3 separate regions of the Homo sapiens genome follow, and regions 2 and 3 are each linked to region 1. Evidence: chromatin loops called from intact Hi-C (ENCODE). Cell type or tissue: heart right ventricle. All regions are shown on one strand. Region 1 holds the start of MICOS10-NBL1 (MICOS10-NBL1 readthrough). Region 2 holds the start of LOC124903869 (a long non-coding RNA gene). Region 3 overlaps MICOS10-NBL1 (MICOS10-NBL1 readthrough).

What was found. A loop is a pair of places that touch in the nucleus more often than their neighbours do. Peaks named below come from ENCODE experiments on the same cell type or tissue, not always from the same donor. Only the 100,000 strongest peaks of a DNase experiment are listed, where the experiment ranks them.
Region 2: a loop joins it to region 1, with 2.1 times the contacts of the local background. A loop is called at or near these places in 15 of 110 quality-filtered maps.
Region 3: it touches region 1 in a loop (6-fold over the local background); 51 of 110 quality-filtered maps call a loop at or near these places.

Annotation. Positions count from the first base shown.
Region 1 is chr1:19,593,568-19,601,567 of GRCh38, reverse strand. MICOS10-NBL1 (MICOS10-NBL1 readthrough) reads right to left here and starts at 4,589. Exons shown (of 4, transcript NM_001204089.2): 1 at 4,459-4,589. It overlaps MICOS10 (mitochondrial contact site and cristae organizing system subunit 10), which reads right to left and starts at 4,589. Exons shown (of 4, transcript NM_001032363.4): 1 at 4,459-4,589. The coding sequence starts at 4,522. MICOS10-DT (MICOS10 divergent transcript) reads left to right here and starts at 4,736. Exons shown (of 2, transcript NR_135054.1): 1 at 4,736-4,858. RefSeq lists a silencer at 4,167-4,376 and an enhancer at 4,497-4,796. In heart right ventricle, no CTCF peak of the experiment used is centred here; a DNase peak (open chromatin) is centred at 4,627; H3K4me3 peaks cover 2,607 bases; H3K27ac peaks cover 3,665 bases.
Region 2 is chr1:19,436,798-19,444,797 of GRCh38, reverse strand. All of the region lies in intron 1 of CAPZB (capping actin protein of muscle Z-line subunit beta), which reads left to right. It overlaps LOC124903869 (a long non-coding RNA gene), which reads right to left and starts at 4,900. Exons shown (of 3, transcript XR_007065525.1): 1 at 4,785-4,900; 2 at 3,458-3,582. In heart right ventricle, a CTCF peak has its summit at 4,783 (motif pointing left); DNase peaks (open chromatin) are centred at 5,194, 6,627, 7,073 and 7,907; H3K4me3 peaks cover 727 bases; H3K27ac peaks cover 8,000 bases.
Region 3 is chr1:19,649,700-19,657,699 of GRCh38, reverse strand. MICOS10-NBL1 (MICOS10-NBL1 readthrough) reads right to left here. Exons shown (of 4, transcript NM_001204089.2): 2 at 2,500-2,688; 3 at 2,265-2,376; 4 at 1-834. The coding sequence starts at 2,669. The coding sequence ends at 571. It overlaps NBL1 (NBL1, DAN family BMP antagonist), which reads right to left. Exons shown (of 4, transcript NM_005380.8): 2 at 2,500-2,688; 3 at 2,265-2,376; 4 at 1-834. The coding sequence starts at 2,669. The coding sequence ends at 571. Among named protein-coding and RNA genes, the nearest start is that of NBL1, 9.4 kb to the right of the region's middle. RefSeq lists a silencer at 3,668-3,807 and an enhancer at 6,658-7,275. In heart right ventricle, CTCF peaks have their summits at 3,837 (motif pointing right) and 6,358; DNase peaks (open chromatin) are centred at 3,829, 5,239, 6,389, 6,738 and 2 weaker places; H3K4me3 peaks cover 1,521 bases; H3K27ac peaks cover 4,550 bases.

The sequences.
Region 1 (8,000 bases):
TCTTGCTCTGTCGTCTGGGCTGGAGTGCAGTGGTGCGATCACAGCACACTGCAGCCTCAACCTCTAGGCTCAAGAGATCCTCCCACCTCAGCCTCCCAAGTAGCTGGTACCATAGGCGTATGCCACCACACCCAGCTAATATATATATTTTTTGCTGCAATGGGTCTAACTATGTTGCCCAGGCTGGTCTCGACCTCTTGGGCTCAAGTGATCCTCCCACCTTAGACTCCCAAAGTGCTGGGATTATAGGCATGAGCCACTGTGCCTGGCCTAGAACTGCTTTTCTTAAGATAGTAATGGGGGCAAGGGTATTTATAAATAAATGCCTCTTCCTACAGGACAAAATCATATGATAATTTTCTATTAAGATATTATTCAAGCCTCAGGGTGAAAAGATCCTTGAAGATTACTTTTTTAAAGGACCACTGCCTAAAGTACAGGCTTAAGAAAGCTATTTAACTCAGCTATACAACACCTATGCTAAACACGAGTGATTATAATAGTCATCGTACAGCAAACAGGTGGGAAAATAACCCTGGTGAACCCTGGAAGCAAAACACTTTAGGTATAAGACAACCAAACAGAGAAGGACTCACAGAAGTTGCTGTGCATTCACCATGGCTTCCCTTCAGTCTTTGCCAAGCCAGAGTATGAAATTATCAAGATGGACCAGGTGTGGTGGCTCATGCCTGTAATCCTGGCACGTTGGGAGGCCAAGGTAGGTGGATCGTTTGGACCCTGAGTTCAAGACCAGCCTGGGCAACATGGTGAAACCCCATCTCTACAAAAAATACAAAAGTTAGATGGGTATGGTGGTGCGTACCCACAGTCCCAGCTACTCAGGAGGCTGAGGTGGGAGGATCACCTGAGCTCTGGAGGTCAAGGCTGTGGTGAGCTGTGATTGCACCACTGCACTCCAGACTGGGTGACAGAGTGAGACCTTGTCTTAAAAACAACAAAAACCCACAGTGAAATTATCAAGATGGAGCTGAAAGCCTGCATTGGCCTTTTCTTCCTGTCTATGTCTTCCACCAAACCTCTTACCTATCTTATGACAGGCTGCCATTCCCTGAGTCTCCATCTCCATTTTGAAATACCAGAAAAGCAAGCAGCCAATGAGGTTTAAAGAGTTCCAGAACCTCACTACCCAGAGAAAACAGGAAGCAACACGCTCACTATAGAAGAGCGTACACCTTCATGGTTTCAAAGACGACTCAGACTAAAGCCTCCCTTACTTCTTCTCTCTTCCGCCCTCTCTCTCAGCCCATCACCAACAGGACAACTCCCTTATTTCACAGATGGGAAAAAGTTTGAAATTTCTCAAATATGCCCATTTATTCCAGTCTAACAGGTCAGACTTTTATCACCTCACAATCACAGTACTGCTAGTTTCCTCTGCTCCAAATTCATTCTGCCAGAACAATCATACTAAAATTTCATTTACTAGGTTGGTGCAAAAGTAACTGTGGTCTTTGCCAATTTTTTTTTTAATGGCAACCTAATATATTACGTCAATTCCCTGTTGAGGGCAGTGAAATGTCTTATGCTTCTCTATTTGCCCGCTGACTGACCCACAGCTCAATAAATATTTGTTGCTTGAAACCATCCCATGATTACCCACCAGCCTATGCCTAGTGAGCCCTGGAAGCAATAGATTTTTAAGGCAGAGGTGCTGAATACGCAGAAAGCATGTGAAAAAGTCAACAGGCAACTCAAACACCTCCAAGATAAAATGGAATCTCTCTAAGACATTTCACAGTTCTGACTCCACCTAAACCAGCCTCTCTGCACTGAAATTAGGATGCCTGGGTTCTAATCCCAGCTCCTCCACTTCTGGATATTTAACCTCTCTGCGCTTCGATTTACTCCTCATAAAAATCCAACTTGACCTTTGCTTAAGTTCTTCTTCCATCCTACCTGACTATTCAATCCCAAGCCATTCTACAAAGGTCAGTTGAAGGCCCTTCCACACTCTTATTGAATGACCTCAGCCCATCCCTTCAGTCACTTAATATACAACCCTACAGCAAAAGAGTCTGAATCACTCATTTTAACTTATACCTGAGATCGTACATCACCTTGCCTCATTTAATTACTCCACATGTATATGCTGCACCCCTATCAACGTTCTACGCATGAGAGACAGAGTGACACTATTCACTGCCTCACGTGGTCTTCAGTAGCACAATAATATTAATATCAACAACTATTGGCTGGGTGCAGTGGCTCAAGCTTGTAATGCCAGCACTTTGGGAGGCTGAGGATGATGGATCACTTAAGCCCAGAAGTTTGAGACCGGCCTGAGGAATATGGCAAAACACCGTCTCTACCAAAAAATACAAAAATAGTTGAGCATGGTGGCACACACCTATAGTCCCAGCTACTCAGGAGGCTGAGGTGGGAGGATCACTTGAGCCCAAGGAGACAGAAGTTGCAGTGAGCCGAGATCCCACCACTACACTCCAGCCTGGGTGACAGAGCGAGACCCTATTTCAAAAAATAAAAAACAACTACTATGAGTGTGGCGCATTGGCTCATGCCTGTAATCCTGGCATTTTGGGAGGCTGAGGCAGGAGGATCGCTTGAGCCCAGGAGTTAAAAGACCAACCTGGGCAACATAGGGAGACCCTGCCTGTATAAAAAAAATAAGTTAATTAAAAATAAATATAAATAAAATACATTAAAAAATTTTAAAAGCCAGTTATTATGACTACCATTACTGTATACATAAAGCACCAGGCACTGTGCTAAGTAGCTTATGTATTTTTCTGTCCTTTACTTTTTTTAATACTTTCAGGTAAATCTCTTTTGATCACCATTTCGTAGTTGAGAAAGAGACTTTACCCAAAGCTACAAAATTAGTAAGGATGGGCGAGAAGAGTGAGAGTGGATGATTCGAACTCAGCTCTGTCTACCTCCAAAGCCCCTTCTTCTTCTTCTCCTTTTTTTTTTTTTTAAGGGAAGGGTCTCACTTTGTTTCCCAGGCTGGTCTCCAACTCCTGATCTCAGGCGATCCTCCCGCCTCGGCCTCCCAAAGTGCTGGGATTACAGGCCTGAGCCACTTCGCCCAGCTCAAAGCCCTTTCTTAACTATATGACATTGCCTAGTAACTACTTTGGTCATTTCATAGCTAGGTGTTAAGTCTTCTCTCTGAACTGCAAGCTGTTAACAGTAACAAAACAAAAGTGACTGTTTAGTCGCTTCCAAAATAACCCATTCCTAAGTGATCCATATTCAAGCCTTTAAACAAACTAACTCATTTAATCCTCCCAACGACTCCATGAGATAGTAATAATTATTACTGCCGATTTCCAAATAGGAATCAGGCACAGAAAAGTTAAATAACTTGCCCCAAATCACTTGACTGTAAGTGCTGAATTCAGAGGTGAAATGGTAACTTATAAACTGTTTCATTTATTGACTCACTCTCAACAATTTTTATTAAGCACTCTTTTAGGGGCTGGGGATGGGGCAGTGACTAAACCAGAAAACATCCCTGCTCTCATGGAGCTTACAATCTTATTCCTCAATGTTTTCATTCAAAGACACAATCCTAAATCCTCTTAAATACCCTAAGATTACCACACAAAAATATCACATTTGGGTAACAAAAATTAGCATCGAAGAAGGAACATGGGACTTGACCCCAGAAAAGCTGGGTAAAATCCCTAATTTTGCCATTTGTTAGCTGTGACCGTGGGCAAATTCCTTCACCTGACTCTCCATTTCACGGCCTGTAAAAAGATTATTTCGCACAATGAAGACAATATACGCTCAATAAACGAGTTTCCTTTCTCCTCCCCACCATACAGTGACTTCATAATTTGTGCCGTCACTGAGCACGTGTTAAAGGACTACGCAGAAAAACTTAACGTGAACAACTTCTTACTTTCCAGCGCAATTCTCATTCCAGATCATCACCCCTCTAAGTTCAGGCCCCAGACTACTCTGATTCAAATAAATCAGGTGGCAAGTCGGGAATGACAGCAACTCGCATCAGGGCCTGGCGGTGTCTATGAAATGCTCCAGGTGACCTTCTCCAGAAGGCACTTTGGTTTCCGCCGGGGAGCAGCGTGGCCTCCTGAGCCGGTTCCCCGCCGCGTGCCGGGGAATGCACCACCCGGGAGGAGAACCCCGCGGCTCCGGCACGAGGGTGTGCCCCGACACTGTCTTCCACTCAAGAGCTCTGCGACTCTCCTGCCACCTGCCAACCCCGACCACCTCCTCCGGGCTGCAACTCCACCCCGCACCCGGGCTGCTGCTCCGGCTCCTCGGGTCTGTGCCCGCCGCCCGAGTGACCTCCCGCCGGGGCCCGGGCGGCTCGCCCTGGCCGGAGGGGCCGGAAAAGGCCGAGAGGCCTGACCTCCCGTGGGGCTTCCCTTCCTTCCTCCTGGGCAGCGCAGCCTGGAGCCAGCAGCTCTGCACCGGCCGGGCCTGCTGGGGCGAAAAGCCCCTTACCTATCTTCACGACCGCATCCGCCAGACACCGGTCCCACTTCCTGCCGAGCTCCGACTCAGACATGTTCCCCACCCGCGCCTCCAGCTTTCCTCTCGGCCGGCCCCCGCGCTCCGACCCCTGAAAGTCTCGCGAGAGCTGGAAACAAGTCCCAGGTCAGGAAGGCAGGCGCAGACGCTCCAGATATCGCGAGATGATCCGCTGCTTCCATCCCTTCCGGTTTTTTCAGTTGGTCGTCAAGGTGACGAGTTGTCTGGAGGCTCGAGGTGACCCTGACCTTGGGGCTGCGCCTATGGGTTTGCGAGGCTGACAGTTTCCTAGGCGTCACCCCAAGCCGTGACCAGGCCTTTCCTCCTCACCAAAGTGCGACATTGGCCCTGGAAATCCCCCGGGCAAGAGAGGGTACAGACTTGATTTATTCATTCATTAACGTACTCACCTTCACTTTCCCTACTCACTCTCTCATTCGTTCACTGGTTTCTTGCATTGGAATTCCCGCCTGAACCACTAACACCGAAACTGCTCTGGGAAAGATTACCTACCGCCAAATCAAATGGACTCTTTTCTGACCTCTGTACCGCATTCCACACAATTTTCCCTCCCTCTGATCCTCCCTGGCTCCTCTATTCGTTTCACTCCCGGTAACGCCACTCTTTCCTCTTCTCCCCATCTGCTGTTGTCTGTTGGTTTCCTCCAGGGCTGCCTTTTCTCTGCCAGCTGTTTAAGGACTGTTGGTTCGCAAGCTTCCATCAATTCTCTTTTCACTGTACAGACTCTCCCTGAGTAATTGCAAACACTGCCAAATTATATCTCCAGGTAAAACGTCTACCTCAGGCCTCCTATCCATGTATATATTTACACACCCACCCACACACACACACACATACACATACATACACAGGGTGCCCTCTGTATCTGTGGGTTTTGCATCCATGGATTTAACCAACCATGGACCAGAAACATTTTTGAATCAAATAAAAAATAATGCAAAATTTAAAATACAGTACAACTATTTACCTAGGATTTACATTGTATTAGGTATTATAAGTAACCTAGAGATGATTTAAAGTATATGGGAGCCAGCGCAGTGGCATGCGACCGTAGTCCCAGCTACTTGGGAGGCTGAGATGGGAGGATTGCTTGAGACTAGGAGTTCGACTTCATCTCTTTAAAAAAAAATAAGTAATTTTAAAAAAGGATATGTAAGCATGTGTGTAGGTTGTATGCAAATACCACGCCATTTTATATATGGGACTTGAGCATCCTGCATTTTGGTAACTGCGAGATCCTGAAACCAAATGCCCACAGCTATCAAGAGAGATTGTATATCCAGCCTACTGGCTAGTGTCATTGATTTTAGTCTTCCATCCTACCAACAAATAGAAATCTGACCACGTTATGCCTCTGATTAGAAGCTGTCAATGAAGGCCGAGAGCAGTGGCTCACACCTGTAATCCCAACACTCTGGGAGGCTGAGGCGGGAGGATTGTTTGAGGCCAGTAGTTCAAGACCAGCCTAGGCAGCATAGTGAGACTCCTGTCTCTACAAAAAATTTAAAAAATTAGCCAGGCTAATGTGATGTGTGCCTTTAGTCCCAGCTACTTAGGAGGCTGAGGTAGGAGGATCACTTGAGCCTGGGAAGTGGAGGCTACACTGAGCCATGTTCATGCCACTGCACTCCAGCCTGGGCATCAGAGTGATACCCTATCACAAAAGAAAAAAAAAAAAAGCTGTCAATGACTCCCATTCATACACTGGATCTATCCAAGCTTCAACACTGCACTGATTCTAGGAAGCCTAGTCAGATAGAGCTTAGAGCTGCCTTCCCCTTCTCATTGTCCCACTACCCTGCCTACCCGCATTGATTTCTCTATCTAGTACTGAAACATCTGGTTGTAGATATTATCTGCTAGTAGAACTAGAAGTTGCCCCTTCGTCTTCATACTTCCAGTCAGAGCACAATGCCTTGGATAGTAGGGTCTTCTATGAAATATTTGTTGAACTGAATTGAATTTATTCACCTATTTATTTGTTTATTTATTTATTGAGAGAGAGTCGCGCTCTGTTGCCCAGGCTGGAGTGCAGTGGCACGATCTCGGCTCACTGCAACCTCTGCCTACTGGGTTTGAGCAATTCTTCTGCCTCAGCCTCCAAAATAGCTGGGATTACAGGCGCCCACCACCACGCCTGGCTAACTTTTTGTATTTTTTTAGTAGAGATGGGGTTTCGCCATATTGGCCAGGCTGGTCTTGACTCCTGGCCTCAAGTGATCCACCCACCTTGGCCTCCCAAAGTGCTGGGATTACAGGCATCGTTCAACTATTTATTTGCAACTATGACAGCAAAACTCTGTTGTATCAGATCTTGCTACGACAGCCTCTTCCTTCAAGATAACTTCTATGACCACCCTTCCCTTCTCCTAGTTCTCTATTTTTTTAAATTATTCTTTCTTTTTTTTTTTTTTTTTGAGACAGAGTCTTGCTCTGTCACCCAGGCTGGAGTGCAGTGGCATGATCTTGGCTCACTGCAACCTCTGCCTCCCAGGTTCAAGAGATTCTCCTGTCTCAGCCACCTGAGTAGTTGGGATTACAAGCACGTGCCACCACCCCCAGCTAATTTTTGTATTTTTAGTAGAGATGGGGTTTCACCATGTTGGCCAAGCTGGTCTTGAACTCCTGACCTCAGGTGAACCACCCACCTCAGCCTCCCAAAGTGCTGGGATTACAGGCTTGAGCCATCATGCCCAGCCCTATTTTTCCTATTCTTTAAATTTTTCTTTGCTTTTCCTTTTTTATAGAGGTGAGGTTTTGCTATGCTGCCCAGGCTGGTCTCGAACTCCTGGGCTCAAGCCATCCTCCCACTTTGTCCTCCCAAAGTACTAGGATTATAGGCCTGAACCACCATGCCCAGCCCCTTCTAATTCTCATCACAGCTACTTATCAGATGATTTGTGTTTTTAATAATTGTTTGTAATTTTAACAATTATTTGTGTGTCTTTTGGATTTTGACTGTGAGCAAATTGAGAATGGAGGCCGTGCCATTTCTGTATCCCTAATGCTTAGCAGAGAGCTTGGTATATATCGGATTCTCAATAAATGCTTGTCGAATGGACATAAAAATTAATAAATAAGGCCGGGCACGGTGGCTCACGCCTGTAACCCAGCACTTTGGGAGGCCGAGGCGGGTGGCTCACAAGGTCAGGAGATCGAGACCATCCTGGCTAACACGGTGAAATCTTGTCTCTACTAAAAATACAAAAAATTAGCTGGGCATGGTGGCGGGCGCCTGTAGTCCCAGCTACTCGGGAGGCTGAGGAAGGAGAATGGCGTGAACCAGGGAGGCAGAGCTGGCAGTGAGCCAAGATGGCGCCACTGCACTCTGGCCTGGGCGACAGGGCAAGGATCTGTCTCAAAAAAAAAAAAAAAAAAGAATAAATATATGAACAAATGATTTAATTAATCAGAAAGAGAAAAAGTCCCTGTTCTGGGGAAACTGTGTAGTGTAACATTTCTGTTGAAAAAGAAAGAAAATAAACTTCACTAAA
Region 2 (8,000 bases), 160 kb after region 1:
TCACTCCAGCCTGGGCAACAGAGTGAGATTCCATCTCAAAAATAAAAATAAAATACAAAAATTTGTTTTCTTCCCAATTTGGAGCTATCTTACAAAATTGCTTTTTAGATCACCTCTCTGAATTTCAGCTACACGTTGTAATTGCTTACTTTGGCTGGAGGATTGGTTCCTTTGTGTCAGTTTCAGGCATGAGGTGGGGAGTGGCAGAACAGCCAGGCCAGGGCCTGGGAAGATGGCAGGGTCCTTAGAGCCAGTGTGCAGTTATGTTTATAATCTAGATGGGGCTAGGCACGCTGTTTTCTGTAAATAGTCCCTTTGTGTTCGTCATTAGTTTTCAGTAAAGGTTTGTTTGTTTATATGAGTGAGAAAATGTTTTCATTGTTTTAAGAGGGTTGGACCCTAGAGTGTTTTAATAAGATACAAGCCCAAGTTGTCACAGGGTGGGGAGGTGGCAGCTGGGTGTCTGAGACCTCAGGGCTGGGGGGTGTTGCAGACTGATGGAGGGGCAAGCCCTGGGGCCATGTACACCTCAGGAGAGAGAGGGATTGAGGCCAGAGACACACCTGCCTCTTTCTATGGGAGACACTCCTGCTGAAGCTCTTCATTGATGAAAATCTGAATAGAATTTTTTTTTTTCCTTGAGACGGAGTCTGGCTCTGTTGCCCCGGCTGGAGTGCAGTGGCATTATCTCTGCTCCCTGCAACCTCTGCCTCCCAGGTTCAAGCAATTCTCCTGCCTCAGCCCCCTGAGTAGCTGGGATTACAGGCGTGCTCCGCCACGCCCGGCTAATTTTTGTATTTTTAGTAGAGACAGGGTTTCACCTGAATAGAGTTTTTTTAACCAGAGGGGACGTTTGGGGAACAGAGGGGCACTATGAACCCACCAGATATTTCATTCAGACTTTTGTGTGTGTGCACTCCCTGGGGAGAGAGCCCATAGCTTTCATCACAGAGTGCCCCAGAAGGCTTTGAGTCCCTCTTGGTGAGGAAGGCTGAGTCTGGGACATGCCTCACTCTGCGGCCACACACAGCATCTGCCAGGCGGCCTTGCCCAGGTGACCTGGCCTCTCTGTGCCTTGCTTTCCTTGTTTGTAAAGTACCTGACACAGTGCCTGGCACACCGGAGACACTGAGTGTCACATCAAACCTGTTGTCTTTTTTTCTTTTTAAAACAACAACAACAACAACAATAACTTAAGCATACCCTGAGAGAAAGCTGTTGTTTTAATTTTGGCTCAGGGAGGTTTCCAAGGCAGCTGTGGACCAGAAACTGACGTCAACAGTCTGAGGTCTCCCTAAAGCCAGGCCGTAAGTCCAGTGGTGCTGCCGTGGCTATATTAATATTATACAGTGTCTTATTTTAAAAAAAGGAATGGATTTTTATCTTTTATTTTTATTTTTTTGAGATAGGGTCTTTCTCTGTTGCCCAGGCTAGAGTACAGTGGTGTGATCATAGCTCACTGAAGCTTTGACCTCCCAGGCTCAGGTGATCCTTCTGCCTCAGCCTCCCGAGTAGCTGGGACTACAGGCACGCGCTACCATGCCTGGCTAATTTTTTTGTATTTTTTTTTTTTGTAGAGATGGGATCTCAGTATGTTGCCCAGGCTGGTCTCGGAAGTCCTGGGCTCAAGCCATCCTCCCAGCTTGGCCTCACAAAGTGCTGTGATTACAGGCGTGAACTACCACTCCTGGCCAGGAATGGATTTTTAAAATCCTGTTATAAAAGTAAGAAAGGTCATTGTAGAGAAGGATGTAATTATGATTTTAAGGTTTTTTTGTTGGGGGAAGGGTATGAAGTCAGTGATAGACATCTACGTGTTCACTCCTCTGGACGCTGATAGGATGGATGCAAGTAGCGAAGGCCTCCTTCAGCACCACTGGCGTAGAGGTTGTTTGCGCCGCACAGAGGAGGTGTATTTGTGTAACGTGGAGTAGGCAGCCAAGCTGAAGGCAGGAGCAACGGAACTTTCCTAAAAACAAACCGGAGTTGGAGATTCTAGGGAGCCTGCGGCATCTTTACAGGAAGCCAGGGAAGGAAAAGCTGTCCAAGCCAAAGGGTTTTTTGGTGATTTTTGAGGACCCTGTGTTTTTCAGTCCTTCAGAGCAGCTGGGCTGCTACAAAGCTGCATTTAGGGTTTCGTTTGGCCCCCTGCCCCGGGAGGGCTTTCCTGGACCGAGTGCGAGTGTGAGTGTGAGAAAACTGCCTAATGTCCAGTAAACATTCGACTCATACTGGCCTTAAAGCTTGCAAGAGCCTAGGAGTAGGTGGCAACCAGGCCTTACCGTAAGGGAACTTTAAGTTAGTGTTGCCTGATTTAAATTCAGAGAACTTTTTGTTACAGAGAATTTCAAGCACGTGATATAATGAGCCCCCAATTATCTGTCACTCAACTTCAGCAGTTATCCTCCGTGCCCAGCGTTGTTTCAGCTGCTCCTGCTCACTCCACGCCCCCCCACTCCCCAGCTCGAATCAGTTTGAATCAGATCCTCTGGTGTAATTGTCATGAGCAGTCTGGGTCTCTCCATTCTGAAAGCCAGATTCTAATAGTGTACCCGATGTAAACAACAGGACTAAGCACTGACTTTTGTTTTTTGAAAATTGTCAGTTAAAAAATTTGTGAGCCTTTTTTTTAGGATTACAGTAATAATGTAACAGGCTCATTGAAACTGGAAATCACAAACAGGGTTTAAAGATGACAGAGCCCTTCATCTTTCAGCATTTGGAGCTATCACTGATGCTTTTTAAGGGCTGTGGATACCTCTCCTGTGCTTTTTTTTTTTTTTTTTTTGGAGACAGAGTCTTGCTCTGTCGCCCAGGCTGGAGTGCAGTGGCACAATCTCAGCGCACTGCAACCTCCGCCTCCCCGGTTCAAGCAATTCTCCTGCTTCAGCCTCCCAAGTAGCTGGGATTACAAGGCATCCACCACCACGCCCAGCTAATTTTTGTACTTTTGGTAGAGATGGGGTTTTGCCATGTTTGCCAGGCTGGTCTCGAACTCCTGACCTTAGGTGATCTGCCCGCCTCGGCCTCCCAAAGTGCTGGGATTATAGGCATGAGCCACTGTGCCCGGCCTCTCCTGAGCTTTTGAGCCGCTTGGTGCTGCTGTTTTTTTTTTTTTTCTCTGTCTGCCTTCTACACTGGGGACCCCACCCAGCATCACTTGGGAAAGATGTGATGTGATGCTTCTTCAGTTCCGTAGTTCTGAGTATACTGGAGCCACCCTGGGTGTATGTTGTTATGCAAAAAAAGGGGTGAACATGCCCTGCTGTGTATACTAGGTAGGTACTCAGTAAATGAAGCTGAATGAGTGTGCTATACCTCACTCCCCTGAGGCCAACAAGGTTTTCTCTTTCTTCCTCTGAAACACTTTAAAACTCCTCTTTCCCTGTGCTGGGCTGGGCAACAAAGCCGAGTCCCAGATAAAATGCAGTGTTCCTGAGTACACCCTTATACTTACTTTATTTCCAAGAAATGTCCCCAAGCAAACGGACTCCTGTTGTGCTCAGGCCAGCAGTGTGCCACCTGTCCCCATCCTCTGACTGCAGGGAGAGTACAGACCCAAGGCTGTAGCTGGGTCACGAGCTGCATGGGCAGGAATGCAGGGTGAGCTAACTGGGATTCACGTGTTTTCAGCCTTGCTTACGTTTATATGATGTATATTTTCAAATTTCGTGGACTTTCTGCATAAGGTTTTAGCAGCTATAACTGTTTTGTTTTTTGTTTTTTGTTTTTTGTTTTGAGATGGAGTCTCACTCTGTCGCCCAGGCTGGAGTGCAGTGGCACGATCTCAGCTCACTGCAAGCTCCGCCTCCCGGGTTCACGCCATTCTCCTGCCTCAGTCTCCCGAGTAGCTGGGACCACAGGCACCCGCCACCACACCTGGCTAATTGTTTGTATTTTTAGTAGAGACGGGGTTTCACCATGTTAGCCAAGGTGGTCTCGATCTCCTGACTTTGTGATCTGCCCTCCTCGGCCTCCCAAAGTGCTGGGATTACAGGCGTGAGCCACCGCGCCCGGCCTAGCAGCTATAACTTTTTTAAAACATGGCTTTTACTGTAATAGTCTGTCTTCAGGATGAACTGGAGTAAGTCAGTAGCGTTGGGTGCACGGATGCCTATCCAGACACTAATTCTGAGTCACTCTGCCCAGGGGACCTCAGCTTGGATGTCTGCCCAAGTCCCTTCCCCCCACACTGGTCATAGGAGCACAAACCAAACACCTAGCAACATCACAGCACCTTGCTTTGAATCTAGTGGTTGCCATTCAGAACGGTTGGCCTTAGGCTGGTCTGGAGTTCACCTTTTCACGGTGAGGAAAAGTTTGGACTGAGCTGTGAGGGTTGGATTTCAGGGGAAATGCTTAATCTGCATAAGAGAGATTAAATAAAAATAAAAAATTGTTTTTACATCATCTCTTCCAGTATCTATTTCTCACATATTCATTACAAAGGTGTATTTTATGGGCCGGGTGCATGGCTCACACCTGTAATCCCAGCACTTTGGAAGGCTGAGACAGGTGGATCGCTTGAGCCCAGGAGTTTAAGACCAGCCCGGGTAACATGGTGAAACCCCGTCTCTCCAAAAAGTACAAAAATTAACCAGACATGGTGGTATGCAAGCAAGACCCTGCTTCAGAAAAACAAAAAGAAAAGAAAAACAAAGGTATTTTGTATTAAGGTATTTCCTGAATGGTTCTGCCTTGAAGTGCTTTCTAAGCAGGTTATTAGATTTGCAGTAATATATGTATTTTACGTCAGCTGTAGGGAAAACCGGTAGCACCCCCACCTGGCCACGCTGTGGTCCTGTCCCGCTCTCTTTGTGTCTGGGCAGATGATGTGGATGGCAGCCAGAGAGACTGCTGAGGTTCTGGATGTTAGGGCCTTGATTCCTGCAAAAAGAAAAAGCACAAACAAAACCAAAACAGAATACTTGCAGGGGTTGCTCTCACGGGAATAAGAGGTGGTTTCTGAAATGGTTGGCGCCTATTAAGCACCCAGTGATCCAGTGGCATGAACCCCAGGGGACAGCCGAGGGCGAGTGGTCTCGGAAGCGTGCCATGTGCAGGACACAGCAGAGCTGGGAGTGTCAGCCGGGAGGGAAGCTGCTTGGAGGGAGGCTGAGATGGCTCACTTCAGGTGTCTGAGGGATGCCATGTGGCAGAGAACTTGCACATCCTTGAGGTGGTTCTGGACAGAGGACTCTCTGTGCTGGAGGCTGCAGTGTAAGGCAGAGCTGCCAAACAGCCAGCACCGCGTGACACAGGCTGACTGGGGACATGGTGCATTTTCCCCATAGTCAAGATCAAGCAGGGGTCAAAACACCTAGTGCTTTAGGGATTTCATACGGGGGAAGTGGGACTCCAAGGCCACTGAAACTGAGATCCCGTGGTTCTTCAAGAACAAAAGACCTTTAATTCAAATACTTTACTATTAATAATTGATACCATATTTTCCCATATGAGTACAAATGTACATGGGTATGTTCTACAGGAAGGAGGTTATAGTTGTCTAAGATGGTTTTAAAACTTTATTCCTGTAAATATAGAACATTTACAAGAGTGGGACAGTCTTGTGCTTTATCTCACCTTTCTGAGATGGGAGTTTTGGGGATAACTTCCAAGAGACGTGTTGCTTCCTGTCCCTCAGATGGGCCAGCCCAAGCCGGGAGGCTTCTTGGCCACAGGCAGCTCTCACCCAGGATGTGCCACCATGCTTCATACCTCCTGAACGCTTGTAGCCATGGGTGGAGCTCTGTGATGTTTACAACATGTAAGAATGAATCCCAACTGATGAGGGAATCTGGTTTCCATCATTGATTGGAAACGGATTCCTATCCCTTTCCCTTGCTCTGGATTTAATCTTCCTGTGAGAATGATCTAAGCCACTTTCCTCTATCAGAGGACAGAAGGGAAACCAGGAGAAAGGGAGGGAGCGACCGTTCCTAATGATCTCTGAGCCACCCAGTGCCCGCCGGCCCCGGTGGGGAGTCACGCACAGCACCTGTGTCCTTGCCTTCGTTGCACCCCTCCCTGTGTTAGAGAGCTGAGATCCTGATGTGAGTACCTCATGTGGCCTCGTGTGTCCTCTGCTGAGTCTCACTGGGAAGCAGCACAAGAAATGGATGAGGCGGAGCAGACCTGGCCTTGGAATCTGGCCCCGCGCTTAAGCGAGGATGGTCTTCGTGGCCTTTCTGAGCTTGGCTTCCTCTGAGTGGCGGGAAGCCTCATTGGTCATTTTTCAGAGCCCCTTGGTCCACTCCTCGGCACTAAGACACTTGAGAAAGGCTCCTCTCTTCACTCAGCATGCTATGGGGTTACTTAAGTTTATTTCTTAATTGAATTTTCTCATTAAAACCTGCTTTCCCAGATCTGTTTGGCAGCAGGACAGTTTCGAGGTGGTAGAAGAGAGGCCCAGCTTCCTCTGTATTTCCTTTCCCTGACTTTCTGGAGGCATTATCGAAGTACGCTAAGCCGCACGTAGCTGAAGTGCACAACTGGATGGCTTGTGTTTGTTTCAGTGATAACACACAACATCTGCCTCCCTGCTCTCCCCAGCCTCCCGTCTCTGATCGCGCACTCCCTAGTTTTCCAGCCTCTTCTTAAGCAGCGATTCCAGCTGGCAGCGCCGTGACAAGTGTTTCCGTAAGCATTCCCACGATCCTCTAAGTGAGGAGCATGACCTCGGAACCATGTGCCCGGTCCCCTCCCCTGACGTAGGAGGTAGTGGGAGGTAAGAACAATACTTGGATGGATGGATTCCTCGTCTGGGGCACTACTGGAAAGCTGAGCATTCGTAGGCCATCCAAATACGATCGTTCTCCAGGGATTCAAGGGTTAGAAGGGGAAAGCGAATTGATTTCCACCTTCGTGTTAGAGGAAGGAGCCTAGGAAAACAACCCCCTCTGCTTTTCCGAGCTCTCCTCCCGAGCCTTCTATTAGTTTTGGTCACAGAACTTATGAGCTAAGTATTTAAAAATTGGCAAATGAAAGCAACAATGTTTTCTCTTTGTGTCATGAAGTTCTCCCACTGGTGAGTTTTGAGGCTCGCTTTGCTGGGGTCCCTGGTAAACAGCTTATTCGGTTTCCCTGGGCTGGCGGGAGCAAGGGGAGGTGTGTTCCTAGCTTTGGAATACTAGAAGGGTATCTTGCTGTGACAGTACCTGGAATGAGTCTCGTGCCCATGGTGTTCTGTTCCTGATTGCTTTTCCAGTTTCCCATCAAGTCTTTAAGACTGTGGAAGGTACACAGGCTTTCGAGGCTAGCGGACTTAGCATTCTGTATTGACAAGACCTGAAGACAGGAAGCAATTGATGACATTTATCTGCTTTATTGGAAGTTAACAGCAACCCACCCAAACACTTATTTGGGAAGGTGTGTCTCCTGGGACTCAGCGGTGCGTGGCCTTGCCTGTGATTTTCGTTTGTAGGTGAGGAATGTACTGACTGGATGTTGTTAGGGTTATGATATCCCAGTCTTTGAGCTGGTCAGCACCTTCTCAAATTTCTCCCTCTCTCACTCTCAGACACAGGCTGAGGACTTGTGACATTTCATATATTCATGGAAGGCCTTCCTAGCTTACGGTTCCTTATTGCAAGACTGTTTGCTTTTAATGAAAGCTCTCAGTCAGCAGATTTATTTGTCTGGATGAGAAACCTTTTTATCTGTCATGAAACAGGAAAACACCTTTCTGAGAAACTGAGCATTTGGCTTCCTAAAGAATCATCATATCAGCCATCCCTGGGCGTCCACTTTGTAGAGGTATGTGCTGAAACTTGCTCAGCTTCGATCACTGAGCCTAATCCAGCCCTCCTTGGCTCAGACAACTGAACCATCCAGGCTCCACAGGTCCCAAGGTCTTCCTGGTGTCTGCAGTCCCAGCCACACTGCGGGTACACAGAGTCCAGCACTGTTTTCTGGAGGTTGGCAGAAGGCCAGCGAGGCCTTTGTTGTGAAATTGTTAGATTATATGCTTTTACTTTCTTGTTTCTTCCTCTTTTCTGTTG
Region 3 (8,000 bases), 56 kb before region 1:
CCTCCGCTGAGGGAGGGCCACTTCAGTGCCACTGGGGCGACGCTTCCCTGGAGATGGGAAGTGGGGTGAGAGGCCTTGGGGAAACCTGTGGGCCGGAGCCTCCTGTTTCTGCCAGTGGTCTTTCTAGCCCAGCCCTCCCTCAAGCCTGAGGCTGGCAAGATGCTCACACTAAGCCCGGGACCTCAGCAGTACCATCTGCACCCCCAGGGACCTTAGCCCGATTCATGCCATCTTGGATGGCCTCCCCCAGCACTCAATGGCTCAGCCAACTTCCTCCCCCTCCCACAGGCACATCTCTAGAAGCCAGACAGGAAGAGACCACCCCCCCCAAAAAAAGAGCCCTGAAGACCTCTGCTTCCTCCCCCCACTCTTGAATATATTAAATTGTGCAGCTTGGCTCTAACCCCGCCCCTTCAGATCTCCATGGCAACCGGGCAGCATTCAAGTCCGAGTCTGAAGCCAAGTCCATCCAGTGCCAAAGGGGGGCTTCAGCTTCTCCCCTGACTTCCCCAGAGAGTGAGACCCAACATTCCACAGGGGGATGAGAGGGGAGGAAGAGTTGGGGGGGCCTCAGTCCTCAGCCCCCTCTTCCTCTGTGTGGGGGGCCCCAGGGGGGTCCTCGGGCTCAGGGGTCTGCCCGCCAGGATGGGGGTGGGGATGGGGGTGAGGGTGGGTGCCGGGCTGGGATCCCGGCCCGTCCTCGCCCTGCACATAGACGCTCAGCCCCTCGTGACTAGGCTCCTTGCCGCAGGCCTGGCAGCTACAGTGCAGGATCTTCTCCACCAGCTTGTCCACCCTGGGCACCTCCTCGTGGCCCGGGCACTCCAGCGTCACCTGCAGAGGGCAAGAGAGAAGCAGAGGCATGTTCCCAAAGGTCTGGGGCAGGCAAGGCAGCCCCTAGGGTAATACTTCCTCATGGGATCAAGAATCCCAGAGCCCACCTGTGATGCCCAGTTAGCTCTGGGGTCCCATGGGGAGGGGGAAATTGAACCCCTGCACAAGCCACCAGAGCTGTCTCCTCACATCCAGTCCTGCCACCTTCCCACCCATTCCCCACCAGCAGCCACCAGTGTGGCCTGCCCCTGCTAAAATCGCCCCCACCGCCGCGATCCCCCTGCACTTGGAGACAAACCCTGACCCCTCACTAAGGCCACCCAGGACCTTCAGGTGCCACCAGCTGGCTGGCCCCCCTACCCCTGACCCTGCACCACTCTTACCAATCCTGTGCTTGGGCTCTGCCTCAGGGACTCCGCACATGCTGTTCCCTTTGCCTGGAAGGTTCCCCCCACCCACCCCCCTATCCCCGCCGACTACCACATGCCCTAAACTGCGCCTTTGGGTCTGAGCTCAGACTTCACTTCCTCAAAAGAGCCCCACCCCAAAGCCCAGCCCAGCTGAGGCTCACCCTGCAGGAACCCCATCTACCTCCTACTCTGCCCCTATCATCACCCATCTAAGTACCTTTTTTCCTTCTCCCTCCCTTCCTCTCTTCCTTCCTCCCTTCCACAGAGCGCCTACCCTGTGCCAGCTCTGGGGACACAAAGACACATTTCCTTCAAGGAAATCAGAGTCTAGTGGGGGAAACAGATCTGTCAAAATCACCCGGATGCAGGTGGAAGACTGCAGGTGTGAAAGGTGCTTGAAGCGGAGGCATACTGTGCTCTGAGAGCCAACGGTACCAGGGTGTGCCCCAGTCAGGGGGCCTGGAAAGGGGCCCTGAGGAAACGCTGCTTGGGCCAAGGGCAGAAGAATGAATAGAAGTGAACTAGAGAAAGGGGACAGAGGTGGTGTTCCAAGCAGGGAAAAGAACAGGTGCAAGGGCCCTGGGGTAGAAGCGAACGGAGCAGGTGCGAGGCACTGAAAGAAGGTGGCTGTGTTAAGCGTCAAGCTACTAAGGAAGGCAGGAAGCAGGAGGAGGCTGGAAAGGCCACTGAGCCAGGCCATGCCAGGTTCTCGGGACAGGGCAAAGATTTTGGTCTCATCCTATAACAACAGGAAGCCCCTGAAAGGACTTCAGCCCATGAGAGACATCAGAATGGAACTTCGGGAACATCCCTGTCCTGTACAAGTTGGTGTCAGACTTCTGAGCCATCCTGTGGGGAGGCCCACATTTGTATCCCCAGCACAAGCCCTTCACCCTGCACACAGTGGGGCCTTTCTAAGGCCCTGTGGCCATCTGCTGGAATACAGGAGCCTGGGGAGAAAGGCCAAGGCTGGGGCAGGCTCCGGGCCGAGACTGGGTGGGGCAGGCAGGCAGTACTCACAATCTCCCACATGGACTGGGCTGGCATGCAGGAGTCACAGTGAACCAGGGACTCTGTGGACTGTGGGAAGGTGTTGGGGACGCTGTAGCTGAAGCACTGTCCTAGGCACGCCCTGTGGGAGGAGAGGTCACCATGCCTGTGTCACTGTTGGGGAGGCAGGGATGGGCAGCCCTGGTCCTCTTCCTCCCTCCTTGGACCCCTGTCCGCATCCCCCCACCCACCCCTTGGGTCCCACCTGTTCTGGATGGACTTGGCCTCACAGCCGCTGTGGCCCACGATCTGGGTGATGTTCTTGGCTTCGCACCAGGCACTCTTATCTGGGAACAGTGCCAGCTTGTTGATGGGTGGTGGGGCAGCCAGTAGCATGGCAGGGAGGACAGCCCCCACCAGGACCCGAAGCATCATGCCCGTGGCCTCCAGAGCCCTAGAACGGAGCACAGGTGCCAGGTGAGGCACAGCAAGGTGCAGGGGGCCGGGTAGTGGTGTTACAGCATGGACTCTGGCATCCGACTCCTTGGCGCAACCCCAGCTCTCCCACTTACTAACCAAGTGCAACTTTGGACAAGTTATTTCTCCCCTCTGAATCTCACAATTGGAGCTGGGAGTGGTACCTACATCAGATGGGTATCTGGAAGGTCAGATGAGATATTAAATGAGCCTAGCAGATAATACACATTCCATATGTGTTGGTTGGTTTTACAACTTCCTAAATTGCCTTGAGCAAGTTACTTTTTATCTCGGTGCCTCGGTTTCTTCATCTAAAAAGGGGAGATGGTGCCACTGCCTGGCACAGGATTGCGATTACGAAGTGTTCAAGCACATGTCAAGTGCTGAACAATTACTACCTCCTTTCTCCCTTTGATGCTGTGAGTCACCCAGGAAAATACACAAAAAGCTGTCCACACAGCCCTGGAGGGGCTGGCCACACACCATGTCTCCTTGAAAGCTACTGCAACCATTGTCAGGATTCTGATGTTTGAAAAGTTAGCCTTAACCTTCACGTTGCTGTGATTTCTTTTTGGTTTTGTTTTTTGAGAAAAGATCTCACTCGGTCACCCACGCTGGAGTGCAGTGGCATGATCACGGCTCACTGAAGCCTCGACTTCCCTGGGCTCAGGTGATCCTCCCACCTCAGCCTCCCGAGTTGCTGGGACTACAGGCGTCCGCCACCACACCTGGCTAATTTCTGTAAAGACCAGGTTTCGCCGTGTTGCCCAGGCTGGTCTCAAACTCCTGGGGCTCAAGCGATCTTCCTGCTTCAGCATTCCAAAGTGCTGGGATTACAGGCGTGAGCCACCGCACCTGGCCTGCAGTGAATTCCTGGGCCACCTTGGCTGGCCAGACCTCAGGCAAAAAAACTGACCCTGAACCAGACAGTATTGTTCTCTAAGATGCCTCACCAGAAACTCGAATCCACAAGGGCTCTACACAGATCACTGTCCCCAGCCCCATTCTAACACGTGAGTCAAGCGGGAGCCAATCAAAGCTAAGCACTTGGCCATTTGCAAATTCCCCTGCTATAGGATGGAGTGAGATACTAAAACAATACCAGGATCTGCCAAAAGGTGGCGCTGCAGGGCAGTCTGTGTCAAAGGATTCCGCTTTCAGGAGACTCGCCCCAGGTAAGTTTCACCCATGCCCCCCAGTGCAAAAAGCACGGGAGAGGGAGGCTTCAGAGATGAGGGCAGTGCCTTCTTCAAGGAGGCCCCCAAACCCTCGGAGGACGGCACAGCCGAGAAAGGGCATGGGTCCACGTGTGCTGGGTGACCGGGACACTCAGACCTGTTTCCCCACCACCTGTAAAATGAGTGCAGTGAGCCAGGCCAGTGGTTCCCAAACCTGAAATTTGATCAGAATTCCCTAGGAACTTGTGGAGTAAAAGTTCTAGGGTGGGTAGGAGTCTGCGTTTTGATCAGGCTTCCTAGGCAGCTATGCGCTCAGTCAGGGATTCTTTACCTTGGGACAGTCCCTAGAGGGGCCTGGATGAGGCTAAATCAGGAGGAAGAGGGGACAAGTCCTGGTCCCAGTGGCCCCACAGAAGCCCAGCACCAGGAGTCAGGTGGCTTGGGACTGGGCATCCCATTTAGGACAATCCTACCATGGGCCATGGAGATGGCAAAGCCAGGTACTTTTTTTTTTTTTTTTTTTTTGAGACGGAGTCTCGCTCTGTTGCCCAGGCTGGAGTGCAGTGGCACGATCTCTGCTCACTGCAAGCTCCGCCTCCTGGGTTCACGCCTTCTCCTGCCTCAGCCTCCCGTGTAGCTGGGACTGCAGGCGCCCACCACCATGCCCCACTAATTTTTTGTATTTTCAGTAGAGACGGGGTTTCACCGTGTTAGCCAGGATGGTCTCGATCTCCTGACCTCGTGATCCGCCCGCCTCAGCCTCCCAAAGTGCTGGGATTACAGGTGTGAGCCACTGCGCCCGGCCTTACTTATCTATTTTTTTGAGACAGAGTCTCACTCTGTCGCCCAGGCTGGAGTGTCATGGCATGATCTTGGCTCACTGCAACCTCCGCCTCCCGGGTTCAAGTGATTCTCCTGCCTCAGCCTCCAGAATAGCTGGAATTACAGGCATTCGCCACCACACCTGGCTGATTTTTGTATTTTTAGTAGAGATGGGGTTTCACCAGGTTGGCCAGGCTGGTCTCAAACTCCTGACCTCAAGTGATCTGCCCACCTCGGCCTCCCAAGGTGCTGGGATTACAGGTGTGAGCCACTGCACCCAGCCCAGAGCCAAGTACTTTATAAAGTGTCTGGGGAGCACGGGTCTAGAGGTGGGCTGGCTGAGTGGGGCTCCTGCAGGGCTGTGAACCCCTCCAAGCACTCCGCTCCCCATCCAGCAAGTTCCCCCAGCTCCTGCCCCTCTCCTGCAGGTCTCCATCTCAGGGGACCCCAATGCCGGGATAAGCCCCACTCCCAGCCCACTGGGGAGGAAGGGCAGCTGGAAGTGAGGTCGGACAGGCTGCCCCCCCGCCGCCTCCCAAATGAGTTCCTGTCACGATCCAGGCCCTCACCCACGCATTTCCGGTCTTGCTGACAAAGCCCATGTTTCCAGTACAACCACATCCTAACAAAATAGAATGGATTCCTCCCTAACTGGCAACCCAGTGAATTTTTCAACAAGCCTGGCATGCAGGCGGCTTCCTCACTCCTGAGTCAGGTCTGCCCACAGCACACCTGAAGGGTCCTGGAGGTCCATTTAAGGCCAGGGCTCCCTGGGCTGGACTGGCCCCCTAGACCCTTAGGAGAGGTCCAGGGACTCTTGTCCTCCTATATCTGACCCCATCTTGCTTCCTCAGGAACAACAGGTCACAGGGGGCCAGGGAGGTGACTGGGGCAGAAAGTGATGTGGATTTGGAATTGAGACTGGGGTTGTAATGCAAGTAGCCTGGGCCAGGCATGGTGGCTCACACCTGTAATTCTAGCACTTTGGGAGGCCAAAGCGGGAGGACCACTTGAACTCAGGAGTCCAAGACTAGCCTGGGAAGCAAAGTGAGACTTGGTCTCAAAATAAAATAAAATAAAATAAAATATTTTTTTATTATCACACTGTGATAACACATTTTTTATTATCACATTATGCATTGTGATGTGCACCTGTAGTCCAGCTATGTGGGAAGCTGAGGCGGGAGGATGGCTTGAGACCAGGCTTGGGGCTGCAGTGAGCCATGATTGCGTCCCTGCACTCCAGACTGGGTGACAGAGCAAGAACCTGTCAAAAAGGAAAGGGAAAAAAAGGACAGGAAAGAAAAGAGGGAGGGAGGCAGGGAGGGAGGGACAGAGGGAGGGAGGGAGGCTGGGGTGAGCACTTGGAGTTGGAATTAGGAGAGGTCACAACCGAGGCTGTGGGTCACAACTAGGCTGAAGCCGAGTGTTGAGACTGGGGTTGAGGCTAATGGAGGCTTACTGGGAAATGGGGTAATGGTGACTTTTTGGAAGAGGTTGCAGGCCCAGAGATCAGGAACTGGTTATCAGCGTCAGGCTGGGACAGAGGTTAGGAGAAATGAGACGAACTGAGGCAGAAGGCCCCCTCCTTACCTTCCACCCTTTCCAGTGCACAGCTGAGGTTATCACAGGGCCAGCTGTGTCCACAGAGGGGTGCTATAACCCAACCCACCAGGCCCTAGCAGGCTCTCCGCAGGGCGCTGGGGCCTCGGCCTCCCCGGGCCAGCAGCGTGGAGCTCCAGCATTTTCCCCGGGCTCCCCCTGGAAGCGTGGACCCTGGAGTCCCCAGTGTTTGAACTGCAGCCCCTCCCCTTAGGAGCTGTGTGACTCCAGAAATAAGTTCACTCCTCAGAAACTGCCTTTCTCAACCCTAACATGGGAAGCATTGCACCTTCCCTGGAGAAGAATTGGGAGGAGTAAATGAAGGTACTCAGCACCTAGGAGGCACCCACTAAGGTCAGCTCTCTTCCCCCCAGGGGATCATGGGAAAGGCTGGGCCAGCATCAGAGCCAAGGCTGGGCTGGAACAGGAGGCAGCGAGGATGCCAGATGAAGTCTCTCCCACACACGGCTGTCATCCAGACACACCTGCCTCCGCCCACCCTCCTGCCCAGCCCCGAAGAGCCCAGGCTGCCCCCACCGGTGGGGTGGGCTCTTGGCTAGCAGGTTTTCTTTTTTTGTTGGTTTATGCTTTTTTGTTGGTTTACGCTTTTTTGTTTTTTCAAGCAGCAACTAATCTATTTTTTTTTTTTAAGCAGCGATCGTACTTTCCTTCCTGAGCCTTGAGAGCCTCACCCAGATTCTCAACCCTTCCTCCCGCCCTGAAGGTCACACAGCAAGTCATGGGACTCCCCAAAAGCGAGGGCGGGAAGGAAAGTTGGAGATCTCCCAGCCAAGTCTCCCTGCTCTGCAAGGGGCTGTCCCAAGGCCCCCAGCAAGTCAGGCAAAGCAATGCCCTGCCCTGGGCCGTTCAGGGCCCTGCAGTTCCACACTCACTCACTTCTAGGAGGGTGGGGAGAAAGGCAAGGGTGAGGGCAGGGAGCTGGGGGCACAGACCCTATGCCCACTCAGACACTCCCCTGAGGGGAGGTCCAGGGATGTGGGTAAATAGGGGGCAGTTGTTTTGAGTTGGCACAGTCAGAGATGGCTCTCAGGAGGGAAGCAGAGGTTCTGAATTCTGAACTAAATATAAGAGCGCAACTATAGTCATGCGTCAGTTAGCCATGGGGATGCACTCTGAGAAATGTGCCATTAGGTGATAGAGTGAACTCAAACCTGAATAGTCTAGGCTATTACAAACCTAGGCTATATGGCATAGCCCATTGCTCCTAGGCTACAAATCTGGACCACATGTGACTGTACTAAATACTGTAGGTCACTGTAACACACACGGAGGCTGAGGCAGGAGAATGGCGTGAACCCGGGAGGCGGAGCTTGCAGTGAGCCGAGATCACGCCACTGCACTCCAGCCTGGGCGACAAAGCGAGACTCTGTCTCAAAGAAAAGAAAAGAAAAGAAAACGTAAAGTAGGCTAAGCATGGTGGCTCACACCTGTAATCCCAGCACTTTGGGAGGCCAAGGTGAGAGAATTGCTTGAGCTCAGGAATTCAAGACCAGCCTGGGCAACATAAGACGATCCCATCTCTACAAAAATTTAAAAACTAGCCAGGTGTGGTGGTGCATGCCTGTGGTCCCAGCTACTTGGGAGGCTGAGGTGAGAGGATCACTCGGTCCTGGGAGGTTGAGGCTGCAGTGAGCCAGGATCATGCCACTACACAATCATGAAAGAA